Regions from separate parts of the Mus musculus genome. Here region 2 is linked to region 1. The links are chromatin loops, found by intact Hi-C in ENCODE. Cell type or tissue: gastrocnemius. All regions are shown on one strand. Links, peaks and the distances in the headings refer to the core of each region. The heading gives the core; the rest is flanking DNA.

Evidence for each region. A loop is a pair of places that touch in the nucleus more often than their neighbours do. Peaks named below come from ENCODE experiments on the same cell type or tissue, not always from the same donor. Only the 100,000 strongest peaks of a DNase experiment are listed, where the experiment ranks them.
Region 2: it touches region 1 in a loop (2.0-fold over the local background); 10 of 42 quality-filtered maps call a loop at or near these places.

The regions. Positions count from the first base shown.
Region 1 is chr14:47,009,079-47,016,589 of GRCm38, reverse strand. Samd4 (sterile alpha motif domain containing 4) reads right to left here. Exons shown (of 13, transcript NM_001037221.2): 3 at 1-313. Among named protein-coding and RNA genes, the nearest start is that of Gm52121, 4.7 kb to the right of the region's middle. In gastrocnemius, for the core only: no CTCF peak of the experiment used is centred there; no DNase peak of the experiment used is centred there; H3K4me3 peaks cover 558 bases; H3K27ac peaks cover 2,692 bases.
Region 2 is chr14:47,061,659-47,069,169 of GRCm38, reverse strand. Samd4 (sterile alpha motif domain containing 4) reads right to left here. Exons shown (of 13, transcript NM_001037221.2): 5 at 4,841-4,950; 6 at 2,696-2,782. Among named protein-coding and RNA genes, the nearest start is that of Gm10371, 51 kb to the left of the region's middle. In gastrocnemius, for the core only: no CTCF peak of the experiment used is centred there; a DNase peak (open chromatin) is centred at 3,906.

The DNA of each region.
Region 1 (7,511 bases), core at 1,058-6,057:
TCCACAGAGTCCGAGCGGCCTCGGTTCTGGCTACCAAAGCTGGTGGATGTGCGGTCCTCCAAGTGATTCAGCCACATGGCTAGTGCGCTGCGGTCTTCCAAGGAAGTGGCTGGGTGGATCAAAGCATAGGACAGCAGCTGCCTGCTCTCCTCAATGTGCTGGTTGTGTTCGATAGAGTGTGCCAGGATCTTGGGCAGCAGTTTCATATACTCTGCTTTCGCGTCGAGGTTTCCTGGCTTCAGCAAAGGCAGGTGAGTTAGCAGAAGGGAAATCACTTTATCCTTGGATTCCTGTTGCCATTGGTTAATGATTCCTGAAGGGGAAAGTACACAGGACACATGAGCAAATACACCCACGATCACACGAGACACCGCACTCTAAATTTCTGTGGCTTAGAGCGTCGACTTCTTAACCCTGGCTAAATGTTCTCAACTGTGGATGGGATCGGTCAACTGGCTTAAGGTTTTTAAGGGGCCAGGAACTTCAATGAGATACAGTTCAAAACTTCTTAGAGAGTGCAGATGGTAGAACCTGGGATCCTTTGTGCTATATAAAATATGGGTATTGTGGTGAACACCTGATTCCAGGCGTTCTTAGTGAACTTAGAAGGTGGAGACAGAAGGCTCCGAAGTTTAAGGTCATCCACTACTACTTAGGAAGTCTGAGGCAGCATGAACTACATGAGATCTTGTCTCAAAGAATGAAATCTATGAGCTGGAGAAATGGCTCAGTGGTTGAGAACACTGGATGCTTTTGCAGAGGATCTGGGCTTAATTCCCAGTGCCCACCCACATGGTGGCTCACAACTGTCAGTAACTCCAGCCCCAGGGGATCTGACGCTCTCTTCTGGCTCTCTCAGGTACCATAAACACACATAGTGCACAGACATACATGAAGGCAGACACTTATATACATAAAATAGATTTAATCTCTATTTTAGAATGAACTAGGTGATATTTTATTATGCATAAACATATATAATATTATATAATGTATTATATAATATCTAATAAAATATAGAGTAAAGGTCTCTATTTTAAAACTAACAAATGCTTAGTTGTCAAAGAGATGACAACTTTGGTCCAATCAATGAGAATGGACAGCCCTGTCTTCCTTCTTAGACAGAACTAGGCACAACCATAGACAGGGGGCAAGCATGATGAAATCTCCATCAACTGAGGGCTCACAGGAAGGAATTCTTGAAGCGAAGCTGCCTCCCCGCTCCAGACATCGACTGGGAGCACCGTAAGTGCAGAAGAAGGAATGTGTGTGAAGCTGGTTCAACTTTCCACACAGAAGACCATGTCAGGAGAAAGGGACCCAAGGTTGTCCCCCGCCCTTGTCCCTGAATCTTCGTGTTGATGCAGCTTTCTCACAAGAAAACAATGAAGTGAAAGAGGCCTACAGCTCCAGGGACACTGTGGATCCCATATACTGGTAGGAAATGTATCTTTCTACAAAGATCTGTTTCTGTGGATTTTTTTTAACACTTTATTTTTAATTTAAAATTTTTACTGGAATTGATGTGTGAGTGAGTGTAGCACGTGTGCGTATGCGTGCTTACGTGTGTGCAGGACAGCAGAGCATGCTGGGTACTGTTCTAAAGAACATCACCTACACCTGGGGAGAGAACTCAACTAGGCTAGGCTGTGGCCAGTGAGCCCCAGGGATCCTCCTGTGTCTGCCTCTCAGGGCTAGAGTTACAAGTGTGCACCACTATGCCGGGCATTTCTACATGGGTTCTCATTCTTAAGCATTTTATGCATGTGCTTCGGTGTCACTAAAGACACTCACAGTGGCACATAATCTGCCTGTAGACCAGCAGTTCTCAACCAGTGGGTCGTGACCCCTCTGGGGTTTCAAACGACCTTTTCACAAGGGTTCCCTAAGCCCATTGGAAAGCACAGCTATTTACATCATTGTTTGTGCGAATAGCAAAATTACAGTTATGAATAGCAAGGAAAACAATTTTATGGTGGGGGGATCACCACGACGTGAGGAACTGTATTCAAGAGGCACAGCCTTAGGAAGGTTGGGAATCACTGCTGTAGACCTTCAATAACTTCCAATCAGAAAGTCTGTCCTCATCAAAACAAAAACCTCCCACCCCTTTCCTAGCTTTTGGCACGACACCGTTCCCTTTTATGTCCCTAAGAACCTGGTTTTGCTCTAAGTCCCACAGACAAGTGGGACCCCGGTGCTTGTCTTTTCATTGTTTGAGACAAGGTCTTAGACTCTGAAGCCCTGGCTAGGCTCAAACTCAAGGTTGACTTCATCTCAGCCCCGCTGGGATGCTGGGACAGCAGACATGAAGCAGCTAGCACAGCATTCCCACTGAGCACCTCACACCACGCACACCACAGTTTGCTTCGGGCTCACCCATGTGCAGATCCGCTCCTTAACACTCCCCTCCCTGCCCCATTCAAAGGGCAGACGAAGCATGGTGCCTGTTGAGTTTTGGAGATGCACAGTTAATCCACAGAGTGGGGCATCCCCAGTGGATTTCACATGGTGTCTTCAGGTTGGAGGGGTTAAGCTACAGACTCATTGGCATGTACTAAGGCCTCTTCAGAGTACTTGCAAAGAAAAACCTCAGCCTTGTACCTTCATCTTGAGTTCCCTGAAAGTCCCACGTTGAAGGTGTGCTCCCCAGTTTAGAGATATTCAGAATTGAGTCTAGTAGGAGATTTTCTGATCACTTTGGGGTATATCCCCAAAATGGATAGTAGACGCCCCCCCCAACCCCATCTTTCTCTTTTTGCTTCTTGGCTATCACAAGTTTTCTTAACCAACCATTATGGGTTGGAATCTTCCAAATTGAGAGTGAAAATAAAACTTTCCTCTTTTTAAGTGGATTTTCTCTTGGATATTATGTTACAATCACAGAGAGTTAAACAATTGGCATTGCAGGACCTGGTGTCTTTGGAGTAAGGCATGGGAGTTAATCCCAGACCTGCCTGCCACTCTGTTACATTGCTTAACCTGTTTGAGCCTTAACTGTCACATCAGTCATGGGTAGTAAGTCCCATTAGCTTCTGCCTTCCTTGGGTTAAATGGGATGAAGTACCGAAAGGACCAATTGAGTACTTGGCAGTAGAAACAAGTAGAAATAACCCTTTCCCTTCGCTCTGTATCAGTCAGACTCAGAGAAAGATGATGTAAGCAGCTTTGGATGTTTAGTTTTACAAATAGAGGGAGGACACAAAGGAAGTCATTAAAATATTACCAAGTTGGAAAAAACGATAAGGAGTGAGGGAGGAGGGTGTTACAGAGAGTTTCTTTCATCTCCCAGAACCCCTACCTTCCAAAGCCAATTTGAAATTCATTTTTAAAAAGATTCCCAACTCTGAGAGGCAGGTGAATGTATCAGTTGAGTGGGAAGATTTAAGAATCAGGTAAACCTAGGCTCAAGTTGTTTTTTGCCACCACGTACTTAGGAGATATTGAGGAAGTTACCCAATCTTGCCGAGCCTCTCACCCATGGAGCAAGGATCACAAGTGCCTCATATCTTCCTTGTAAGACAAAGAAAGAACAACTAGTTGTGATGTTACTATATCTAGTAGCAATTAGCTAAATTGTCAGAGAGCTAGGACCGCCCTTCTAACAATAAGAAGCGAGACTGGACTCTCTTCATGTGGGGGTTTCTGGGATGCCAAAGAGTCACTGTGTGAAGCAGAAGCTACTAACCTGAAGACGGAGGAAGACTACAGAGAAGAAGTGGGAAGCCAGGATCATGAAAGGTACAGAAGAGTTGTGGTAGAAGTGTCTAGAATCCTAATCCTGTTCCCAGGATTTGGGGATGAGAGATGAAGGATAAGGGTTGGGAATAGGGTGGAGAGTGGGGTGTCTGAATACTGCTAGACACCCCACTAATAATACCAGATATAATACTAGCAGCACAGATAATTAGTAAAATAACATGAGCCATGTACAGTACCTGCAACTTTGCAGTAGTCAAATTACAAAAAAGCAACAAGCTACTTGATTTAGGCCAACACTAAAATATCATTTCAACTGGTAGTCATTACAGATCACTAGGGAGACAGACATGTATCCCTCTTCAGACTTGAGTTAAATTTTGGAAATCCAGGGCTTATGTTATCACCGACACACCTGCACTTGAGTGAGCCGTGTTACCCTGCCCATGGCTAGTGAGCAGCTCGGCACAGGCTAAAGACATTCTAATGGAGGAGAAGGGCATGAGACAGGTGACCTCGAGAGGTCCTTCCTACCTCTCTGACAATTTAGCTAATTGCCACTAGGTTTAATATCTATCTGATTGCCACCAGATGTAAGAATATCACGTGTCTCACTAGTCAGAGCCTATCTTTTAAAGGGGTCTGGGAAATGAACAAAAACTCATCATAATAGCTCCATCCCTTTGTCTGCAAAGACTGGGCACCATTTTCTGGCTTTTTTTTTTTTTCCTTTTCTTTTCTTGAAGTCTGAGGTATTTTTCACTTATTTGTTTGGAGACAAAGTCTCATTATGTGGTTCCTTCTGGCCTCTAGCTCACAGCAATCCTTTCGCATCAGTCTCTGCTAAGAAGGACAGACACGGGGCATGAGTCTGGCACGCTTCACATGATGGCTATATTTAGGAGGAAAAGAAACCTAGGCCGTCTGTCCAAGGGTCTCAAGAGTCCCAGGAAGGACACAAAAGGCCCAGAGGAAGAACAGACGTGTGTCATAAGCCAACAGTGAGCTGGGGCAGGTTGCAAGCACACATATCCTTACAATTAAATTCGGGAACCAAAAAATGCGTGAGGCTGAAGAATTTCCTAGACTCCTGCTAGGCCACTTCCCTGTTTAGATATTCTGCCCTCACAAAAGGTCGGTCTTAAAAAAAAATGTCAGGACAAAAATAAAACATAAATAGGACTCAGAGTGCTAGTGAGACAGGTTATCTCCAGCAAGCACTTTCTGCCAAGTATTAACCCAGGACTCTGAGGGAAGAGGCACAGCAGAGCCTGGGGATGAGAGGTCTCTGTCCCTTGTCCCTTCTAGGGCTGAAATAACACTATCCCCAGGAATAGCCGTCAGATGGTTTGAGGTTGTGGTGTGGCCAGGAAGACAACATGGTTTTTGCTTACCCCTCCTGGGAACTCAGCTCGAAGGCTGCTTTCTGAGGCTAGCCACACCTACTGGCTCAAACTTCTCTTGCTCTAGCTGTCACGCTGACAGCCAACAGTATTGAGTGGTTTCTGTGGGCCAGGCTCTCTTGTAAGCCCTGTGCATTTAATTACTCATTGAACGCTCTCAAGAAGCTTAGCGAGAGGGGGCGGGGTAGCAGAGCTCATAACTAGCCTTATTTCGCTGATGAGAGAGACAGAGACGTAGGTGGACCGACTAAGCTGCCATCGGTCCCTTGACTAGTGAAGAGGCAGCATGGAGGCAGGCAAACCAGCTTCAGCTACAGATGGTTATCACGCTAGAACCGCCATGAGCTAGATATTTTAGTATTTGTGGTATGCAGTCCTTACATCGACCTTGTGTAAATGCGTAGCTATAGTTACAAAAACTGGAAGGGAAGCCAAAGGAGCTTCGGAGACAATGGAGAGGATAGTTTTTGTGGTTTTGGGGTGCTAGTGGTTCCTTCTGACACCTGTCCTCCGAAGGGAAGCTCATCCTCTTCTCTGAGGTCTGGGGGCATGGTGGGGGGCGTGGTGTGGGCGCGTTTAGGGAGTCTCCTGAAGCAGTGTTGTGGAGATGGCACTGTGCAACTTTAGGGTTCAGGGTATAAAAGATGCAGCTCTTGCCTTGCTCTCTGCTCTTGGATGGTTCACTCTGAGGGAAGTCGGCAGTCCTACTGAGAGGTCATTCTTTGCCCGGTAGCAACCCAATGAGGGCATTCAGGTGAGGAGCCAAAGATGTCCTAATTAAGGTTAGTCTATTGCCATGATGGAACACCGTGAGCAGAGGCAGCTTGAGGAGGAAGTCAGGGCAGGAACTCGCACAAGGCAGGATCCTGGAGAGGCAGAAGCTGTGGAGGGGTGCTGCCTGCTTGCTTGCTTGTTCATGTGCTCGCTCACTCGTTTGCTCGCTCACTCGCTTGCTCGCTCACTCGCTTGCTCGCTCACTCGCTTGCTCGCTCACTCGCTTGCTCGCTCACTCGCTTGCTCGCTTGTTCTTTGTTTGTTTTAGACAGGGTTTCTCTGTGTAGCCCTGGCTGTCTGGGAACTCACTCTGTAGACCAAACAGGCCTCGAACTCAGAGATCCACCTGTCTCTGCCTCCCCAGTGTTGGTATTAGAGGTGTGTGCCACTACTAGCCAAAAGGCCTTTTCTTATTTGAGGCTCCCTCCTCTCTGGTGACTCTAGTTTGTTTAATATTGACATAAGATTCACCAGCACAGAGGTCCTCTGCCAATGTCCACATGCAAAGGAAATCTCAGCCCTGTTTAGAGTCTTCACATGACTAGAGCTCCAGACAGCATTCTGACGGACCCTGAGCCACAACCACACATTACAAGAGCCAAAGAAACAGTGTGTGATTACATATGTATTGTTCTAATCAGCCAAGCCTTGAGTAATTTGTTTCATGGCCAAAGGTAACTAATGTATAACCAAGTGCTGCTAAGGAAAAAAGGAAGCTTTAGCCATGTGGCTTTGAATGTCTGATCCATCTGACATTGCTGTTCCTATTCTGAAACAGACTCAGGTCCCTAACTTGCTGCTACTAAACTCTTCCTTGCCTCCCTCGCCTCCATTGCTTGCTCACCAGGAATGGTAGACCATGGGTTAGCTCCTTAAGTGCCTCCAGGGAAAGAATGCACTGACCATGGAGCCTGGAGCTACGCCCACATTAAGGGGCGAGATTTTTCGGGGCGACTTAGAAATTGGTTTCTGATTATAATTTGGCCTCCCGTGGTGGTCTGCCAGCAGAAGTTGTGGGCTGATTATCTGGATTTTCATTACATCCTGTCAACCACTGCTCCCCAAGTCAAATTACCAAGCCAGCATTGCAGAGTCTGCCTCCCTGCCTTCCAGACAGCACAAGTTAGCCTCTCAGCATGAGCGTCTGTGACGATAGTACAGGAGAGAACACCTCTACCATTGAGCCGAAGGCAGATCCTACACAAGGAGTCATGGGACATGCTAGCTACATTCCGCTAGATGCCCACCAGCCTTCTTTGGGGTGTCTATGTCCCTTAACCTATTCCTGACTCACCCCAGCATCAGCCTGTATGGAATGAGAACTAAACCTGGGAAACTAAAGTCCAATCCCCACGAGTTTTGATGATGCCAACCCATTTCTCCATCCTCTGAGTGCCTTCCTTGAGTAAGGAGCCCAGATGTGCAGGATATTTAATGTGGGGAAAAGTTAATGATTTACCGATTTTAATCCAGTGACATAAGAAGAGTGAAAGAAAAATGGAAAGTTATAGTTAAAGACCATGAGGATTAGTAAACTGTCCCACAATTCTCGGGGTGACAAGTTCAATCGTATGTCAGTGTTTAAAGCTGCAACTGTTAGTAAATCACTCTTAAATTGCTATCTTATTATACCCC
Region 2 (7,511 bases), core at 1,329-6,328, 52 kb before region 1:
GGGTTGTGTGCTCAGTAGCTACCATATCTTTCTGTCCCGGTGCACATTCCAAGCTACCCAGGGCCAGGAACCACATACCACTCACAGTTAACCTGCAAGGATGGGCAAAGTGCGTCCAAACATCTGTTCAGCAAGCATTCAGTAGCGGAACGGAAGGGCTTGGGGCACGTAGTCAGCAGCTTCTTCGGATTATGAACTAGCTATGGGCGGGGTCTCAGCCATCTCCTTAGAAATGTGGGTTCTATGTGAGGTAAGAATGCCAGAGGCAGGCAGGGGAATTGTGATGACCATTCATTCCAACAGTGCCATCAGCTGGGGTTGGGAGAATGCCTTTAGCTGAGTCTCTGAGCCACCAGTAGTAGCAGGTAACAGCTCCCTTCCTAAAACAGCAGGAAAGATTTCAGGAGATCGAAGGAGAGAGTTGGGGGCTCAGTCTTCAGGGATGTGTAGTGTGAAGGGAGAGCCCGGAGCTCAGGGTATCAGAACACAGGGTGTCAGCTTAATGCAGCCATCCAAAAGGCATGGCTTTCCTCTCTCCAGGAAGTCAAAGACAATGAGCTTGGCATCTTTTTATCTTTTCCATTTCAGGAAACCATGGTGGAAGCACTGTTGTACAGTCAATGTAATTATAGGTATAACTCTAGAAAGCAGAGCATCCCTGACTTAACTGACACCAAGTCAAAAGAACATGACCCTCGTAACACACACACACACAGACACACACACAGACACACACAGAGACACACATATAGATAGACACACACACAGACACACAGAGACACATACACACATACACACACACACAGACACACACAGAGACACACACATAGACACACACAGAGACACAGACACGTACACACAGACACACAGAGACACATACACACAGACACACACACACACAGAGATACAGACACACATACAAACATTTACACACAGACACACATACACATACACACACACACAGACATACGGTACATGTATGTCAGCTCAAGGATGAGGGCAAGAGGGAGCTCTGCTTTCTCATCCACAGAGGCTGTTAATGAATTCTTAAAGGATGCTCTAGAAATGAACTGGCTTACAACATAATCTTCATTCAGAACACTTTCTATAGTTTCCAATGGACACGGGGTAAATTGGCCTTTTGAATGTTCTCCAAAAGAGAACAGTTTCTTAGATTAAAAATAGCCATAATCACTCCGTTAGACAAGCTGCTTGGCAGAGGACTTAGCATAAAATTAAGAACAACACCCAAACCTCGGGTTTAGGTGGAGAGCTTGCACGAAATGTGTGATTCCCTTTGTTTAGGAGAGCTCTTTTTTTTAAATATTTTTTATTACATATTTTCCTCAATTACATTTCCAATGCTATCCCAAAAGTCTCCCATACCCTCCCCCCCACTTCCCTACCCACCCATTCCCATTTTTTTGGCCCTGGCGTTCCCCTGTACTGGGGCATATACAGTTTGCGTGTCCAATGGGCCTCTCTTTCCAGTGATGGCCGACTAGGCCATCTTTTGATACATATGCAGCTAGAGTCAAGAGCTCCGGGGTACTGGTTAGTTCATAATGTTGTTCCACCTATAGGGTTGCAGATCCCTTTAGCTAGGAACGCTCTTTAATCAGGATGAGCATGTGAGCACTTCTTACCTATCTGCCCAAAAGGATTTAAAAAGAATTTTCTTGATACTATATGTATATTTTCCAAATATAAATGATGTTTTATGTTACATATTAAATGCAACTTAACAGTATACACGCGCACACACATACACATATAATTAAGTGCACATATATCTTTGTGAGCAACTTATAAAAACATTCCCACTCCATTAAGTCACCTGCTTTAGGAACTTGCTAGAGCCCTGCCTCACTTAGTACTCTGTCCCTCCCTGAAGGCTCCCTGGAGTTTCTAAGAGGTTCAGACTCACAATCTATAGCGAGATGCCAGGCATCTGGAAACTGCTCTCCACACCAGAGCAAACAGGTAGCTTCACAAACAAGGAACCACTGTTAGTCTGCAGGCATCTTTTTGTTTCCATGAGAAAAATCAGCACAGGAAGGAACATGGGACCCATAATTCACTCATCACTGCCGGCTGGTGTCAGGATTCACAGTTGTGGACTGGTTTTGGCGTTACACATTTTTGTAGTGGTTCCTGTCTGAGTCATGGAGATAGATCCTGTGCTTAAGCTGAACTCTAAAGCCAACTCTATCTGTGCCAATACTTTCTATCCCCCGTGAAACCTATAGTGAACCCGTGGATGTTTGCCCCTCCTGGATTTCTTTCTTCAATCCAGACATGGGCGCTAGAGAGCAGGCATAGGCACATCAGCACTTCATGCGCTGTTCTGTGACTGCTGTTACTGTGCGTAGGACAACTTACCAGACTCTGTGGTTGCCTCCAAGACTGAGGTGATGGACAGAGCAGAGCGAGCACTGGCTTCTGAAGCTCATCCAAGGCAAACCCAGTAGCTCACCAGCAGCTCGAACCCAGAGGACTTAATTCATTATAGCATCAGGATCCAAGGAAGCATGGGTGACCAGGAACCTTCACATTGGTCATTTCCCTTTCTCTGACAGACAGGGAAGTCACATGGCACCCTATGTTCTAGTAAGTGACACTCTAAACTGTGTTCCTTTAGTCTGTGTTCCCACAAGGAAGGTGGAAATGTGTCCTGGGCCCATTGCTCACTTACCCTTTCCAAAGACTTCAGGAGGTTCTGTCTTTCTTTGAGCTTCTGAATACTGATTACAATTTTGTGTCTTGCGCCTTTGGTAACATTCTGTAATCAGATGCAACAATATATTAGAACATAACATATTCAGGAATCAGCTTAGAGGCTCTCAGAGGCTGGGCTCTACTTAGTCTTTTGTTCCTACATGTTCACAGACAGGCCAGGATACATTTCTCTCTTGTTGCTACCACTGACTCAAAACCCTTTTTAGTCAATATACTAACTCCGTCTGGCTACCAGTTTGCCCATGACCTTTAAGACAGAGAGCCACATAACAGCCAATTATCCCACCCAGTGTGAGATGTCTTCACTTTCACCATGTTAAATGACCTTTTTGGTTTTGTTCAGGACACTCCTGTCTTCAGGTTGTCTTACTTCAGTCCCTCTTGGTTTCTCTGGAGACTGCAGTATTGTTGTTTTTTGCTTTCTTGGGGCAAAGGACGTGAAGCCCAGTACCGCCCATGTGCACCAACCACCACACAGGGGAATTCTGTTCCTTTACGACCATCCTTTTCCTTTCCATTATGAAAAGTGGAATTTACTTCACTCTAGGTAAGCATGCAGAGTTGTGGATTTTTTATTTTAAACTGGCCACAGCAGTCAGGGGGAGGGGGGGACTTCCTTAGAATCTTGTGGATTGTAGTCGCTACACACTTCCCAGTAAAAAGGGTCCCTTTTTTCTAAGCAGGTCTCTAATGCAGCGTTCTGGCCATCTCTGTTCCCTGGCAACCATTCTAGAGTTTCTCCTTCACTAGTGAAGGGCAGAGGGTGGCAGGGGCATCTCTGCCCTTGCAAGCACTGGGGATATATTTCTGTTTTGCTGTACTTTTCGGATCCAGTGAATTCAATTATTTTGTAAAAGTTTGGGTCAGGCTCTAGCGCTACCATCCTTGGCAGGACTTTCTCTCTCTTTTTAAAAATCTGAACAACTGATGAGTTGGCTTTTTCTCTCAACTTTGACCTAAACACAGATTGCTCTTTCAAATAGTTCCTGTCAAACCCTGGGGTCCGAGGCAGCAGCTGAGATCCAAGCAGTGGTGGGAGAAATGTTAGGAAGTTGAAATTAGTGCCTTTCATTCTCTGAGAGTGTGCAGTGACTCTGGGCTTTGTCTTGTTCTCAGTCCTGGTATTTAGCCAGGCCTACAGAAGGGGATCTGAGGGCACTGAATAAGTACAGGAAAAGCAGAGGTCAGTGGGGAGCCATGTGGCAGCCAGGCCCTGCCCCACATGCTCCAATCTCTCCTTCCTGTGCAACGAATATTAACTCATTTAGACCACCGGTTTCTTCGAATTGTCGCTCAAAGGAAACTGGGGTCAATTTGAAAAAAAAATGCAAATAGCATTTTAAACAAGAGAAACAAAAACACACATTAGATCTGTTGGCCAGAGCCTGGCATGGCAGAAATGGTTTCTGGGGTGCTGTTGATGGGTGTTTGCCCTCAGATTTTGTGGGGAGAGACTTAAGAAGGAAGGGGAGATTCTGTTCTTTTATGACTTCAGAAGGGAAATAAATTCTAAGGCCTGGATAACTTAGCCGCCCTCACTGGCCCATGCCATTTGGGGTGGTCAGAAGAATGTATTTTAAACAGTTTACTCTGATCTCAACTAAGACAGTGTGAGTGATTTTGGAAGAGTGTCCCGGAGTGGCTAGTGTTTCCTCTGGCTGGTCCAGTTAGAAGTTAGTGGATGTGTGACCAGACTGGATAAAGAGACGAGGAATCTGTCCCTATCCAAACAAGTCTTGGCTTGGTGGAGGAAAGAGAAGAGCCAGGGGAAAGCTCTTGGGAACACTTATGTGATACCACACCTGGCAGTACCACAGGGTCTTCCTTAGCACCCAGAGTTTGAAGGTACACTTGGCTCTGTCTTTTCCTAACTTCCTCTCCCTTGCCTTGGCCCGTGACTGCCTGCTGGTCTTTATCTTCCACTGAACTGCCAAGGCAAGAAACTAGTTTACTCACCGTGGGACACCAGCCAGCACCAGGCAGCTCCTAGATCCGGGCAAGCTATGGAGTGGATAAGGTCTGTTTCTGCATCTAAGACAAGGTCTGTCTGATGCTGAACCTCAAGACCTTGTCTCAGGGAAGGGGCCCCTCAGGCACATACCTGAGCCTCCAGTTGACACTCAGTGAGGGCCATCATTTCCTCATAAGTCATCTGCGAGAAGAGCGCAGCGTACTTGTGCAGGCGGAGGCTTTTTAACCAAGCTGGAACATCTATGGTGCAAGATGCGCAAGAGATGGAAGGAGAAATGAAAGGGGCAAGAAGGGATGATGAAAGATGGGAGGGCAGAGAGGGGGAAGGGCGATGGCCAGAGGGAAAAAAAGAAAAAGTTATTACTTAACTTAGGTAGCAACTGATGGCTCACAGATTAGGGCTAACCTTGGCAACCCCACTGGGCCCTAAAGTTTACCTAGACCAGGCATTGCTAACTTGGGGTTTAAGTATTTCAGGAGAAACAGGAATTCCCTAGAATACTTGTGTGTGTGTGTGTGTGTGTGTGTGTGTGTGTGTGTGTGTCTAGTTTTCTACAGTTCCTTTAAAGGTATCAAAGGAATTCATCACAATAAAGTAAAACACAAAGAGCCTCTGCTTTAGCTGGGCCAACTTACTGTTGTCTTGGGAAGAACTGACTTAGAAAATGCCCAAAGTAGATACAATAGTCTGTGCCCTCAAGACACTATTTTTCTTTTTTTGAAACTTAGTATAAATCTCCGAAAGCTATATCAGCTACTTCTAGAAGCTAGAACCATATGCAGTAGTTGTACTCCATAACTTCCCTGCCTGGTGTTTCTTTCACCTTCCCTGGCCCCCTGTGGGATAAAGGGCATCCTGGACTACCAGTATTACCACTGTTGTGGGATAGCTGCCAGTCATTTCTCCATAAGAAACATCACAACACGGAGGACCCAAACCTTGCCTAGATCCCAGGATAAAGGAAATGCCAAGGTACAACTGAAACAAACCCCAGGCATGGTGTTTTAGAGTTCAGAAAATTACTGGACTGAAGAGCTACTGAATCATTACTTTGCTAATTGCAACTAAAATAAATCATTTACCCAAAGTCTCAAGTCAGAATTTTTGAGCTGATAAGACCTGAGATCATCTTTCCCTAACCCTACTCACCATACAGATGGCAGCGTTGTGCCATTAAGTCTAGATCACAGAGAAAGAATGTGGTCAAGTGGGGTCTAGAACTCAGGTCCTTCTGCAGCCCAGCTCTTAGCTACATTGCAGCAAGGACTACAGAGATCACCAGCCATAGAGCTAAGTAAATAGAGATTGAGAGTATTTTGAGATTCCAAGGTACTGGGTAAGTATCATTCATACTTTCTATAGGGCATCATCATATTGCTAATCATATTGGTCACAAGATTATAAAGTGGTTTACTCTGAGGCACTGATGAGCCGGCCACACACATTCAAATATAGGTGGGAACTTCGGGTTTTCCAATGTTTAAAGTAGATAGCCAGGACTGATGGAAGACAGTTTGCCTCCCAGGAAAACCAAACCCAGGAAAACCAAACCCAGGCTCAGGGAGTGTGGACAGGGTTGGTCTCCTTAAAAAAAAAAAAAAAAAAAGTCAGGCATAGCAGGTGATCATTGGCCTGCTGCTGAGTGATCTTGTGCAGAGCAAAGATGGAAGATTTCTGGGAATTAGAACTGAACATTCAGTTAAGGACAGACACCAACCATCGTTTCAGGCTAGAAATTACTCCATTCTTTGCTTGGAAGGTCTTCAATCTACTGTGACAAAAGAGATTCCCTCTGGGACCATCATTAAATAAACTCAGGCAAGGCTTTTCCAGGTACACAGTGCTAACTCTTACCATAATTTTCAGCACAAACCACCTCTGGATCACCATTTCTGGACATGCTAGCCCGTAGTCTGGTACTTTTCCTGATATAATGTCCTGGAGCCCTTTTACCAGACTTCACTCTCTGTCAGTTATTTGTTTTTGTGGAAACAGTGGTAACACTTATACAGAGAAGGGTAACCATAGGTTGACATCGGTAGCCAGGTTAACTACAGCTCTGGTGTTCTGATCACTTGGTCACCAGGTTTTGTGTTTGCCATTCATATCTTTTTTTCTTTCTTTCTTCTTTTCTTTTCTTTCTTTCTTTTCTTTTCTCTTTTCTTTTCTTTTCTTTTCTTTTCTCTTCTTTCTTTCTTCCTTTCTCTCTCTCTTTCTTCCTTTCTCTCTCTTTCCTCTCCCTTTCTTTCTTTTTTTCTCTTTCTTTCTCTCTCTCTCTTTTTCTCTCTCTCTTTCCTTCCTTCCTTTCTTTTCTTTCCTTCCTTCCTTTCTTTTCTTTCCTTCCTTCCTTTCTTTTCTTTCCTTCCTTTCTTTCTTTCTTTCTTTCTTTCTTTCTTTTCTTTCTTTCTTTCTTTTGAGACAGGGTTTCTCTGTATAGCCCTGGCTGTCCTGGAACTCACTCTGTAGACCAGGTTGGCCTCGATCTCAGAAATCCGCCTGCCTCTGCCTCCCAAGTGCTGGGATTAAAGGCATGGCCACCACGCCCTGCCATTCATATCTTTAAAAAAAAAATCCCAACCACTGCTCAGAAAACACAATGGTCAGACTCAGAGAAGTCTGGGTAATCCAGTGCTAAACTTTGATTCAATGCATCACAAAAGGGATGGAGCAGTTCCATGAACTCTCTTGTTCTTCTTGTTCTTCTCATTCTTCTTCTTCCTGTTCTCGTTCTTCTTGTTCTCGTTCTTCTTCTTCTTCTTGTTCTTGTTCTTCTTGTTCTTGTTCTTCTTCTTGTTCTTCT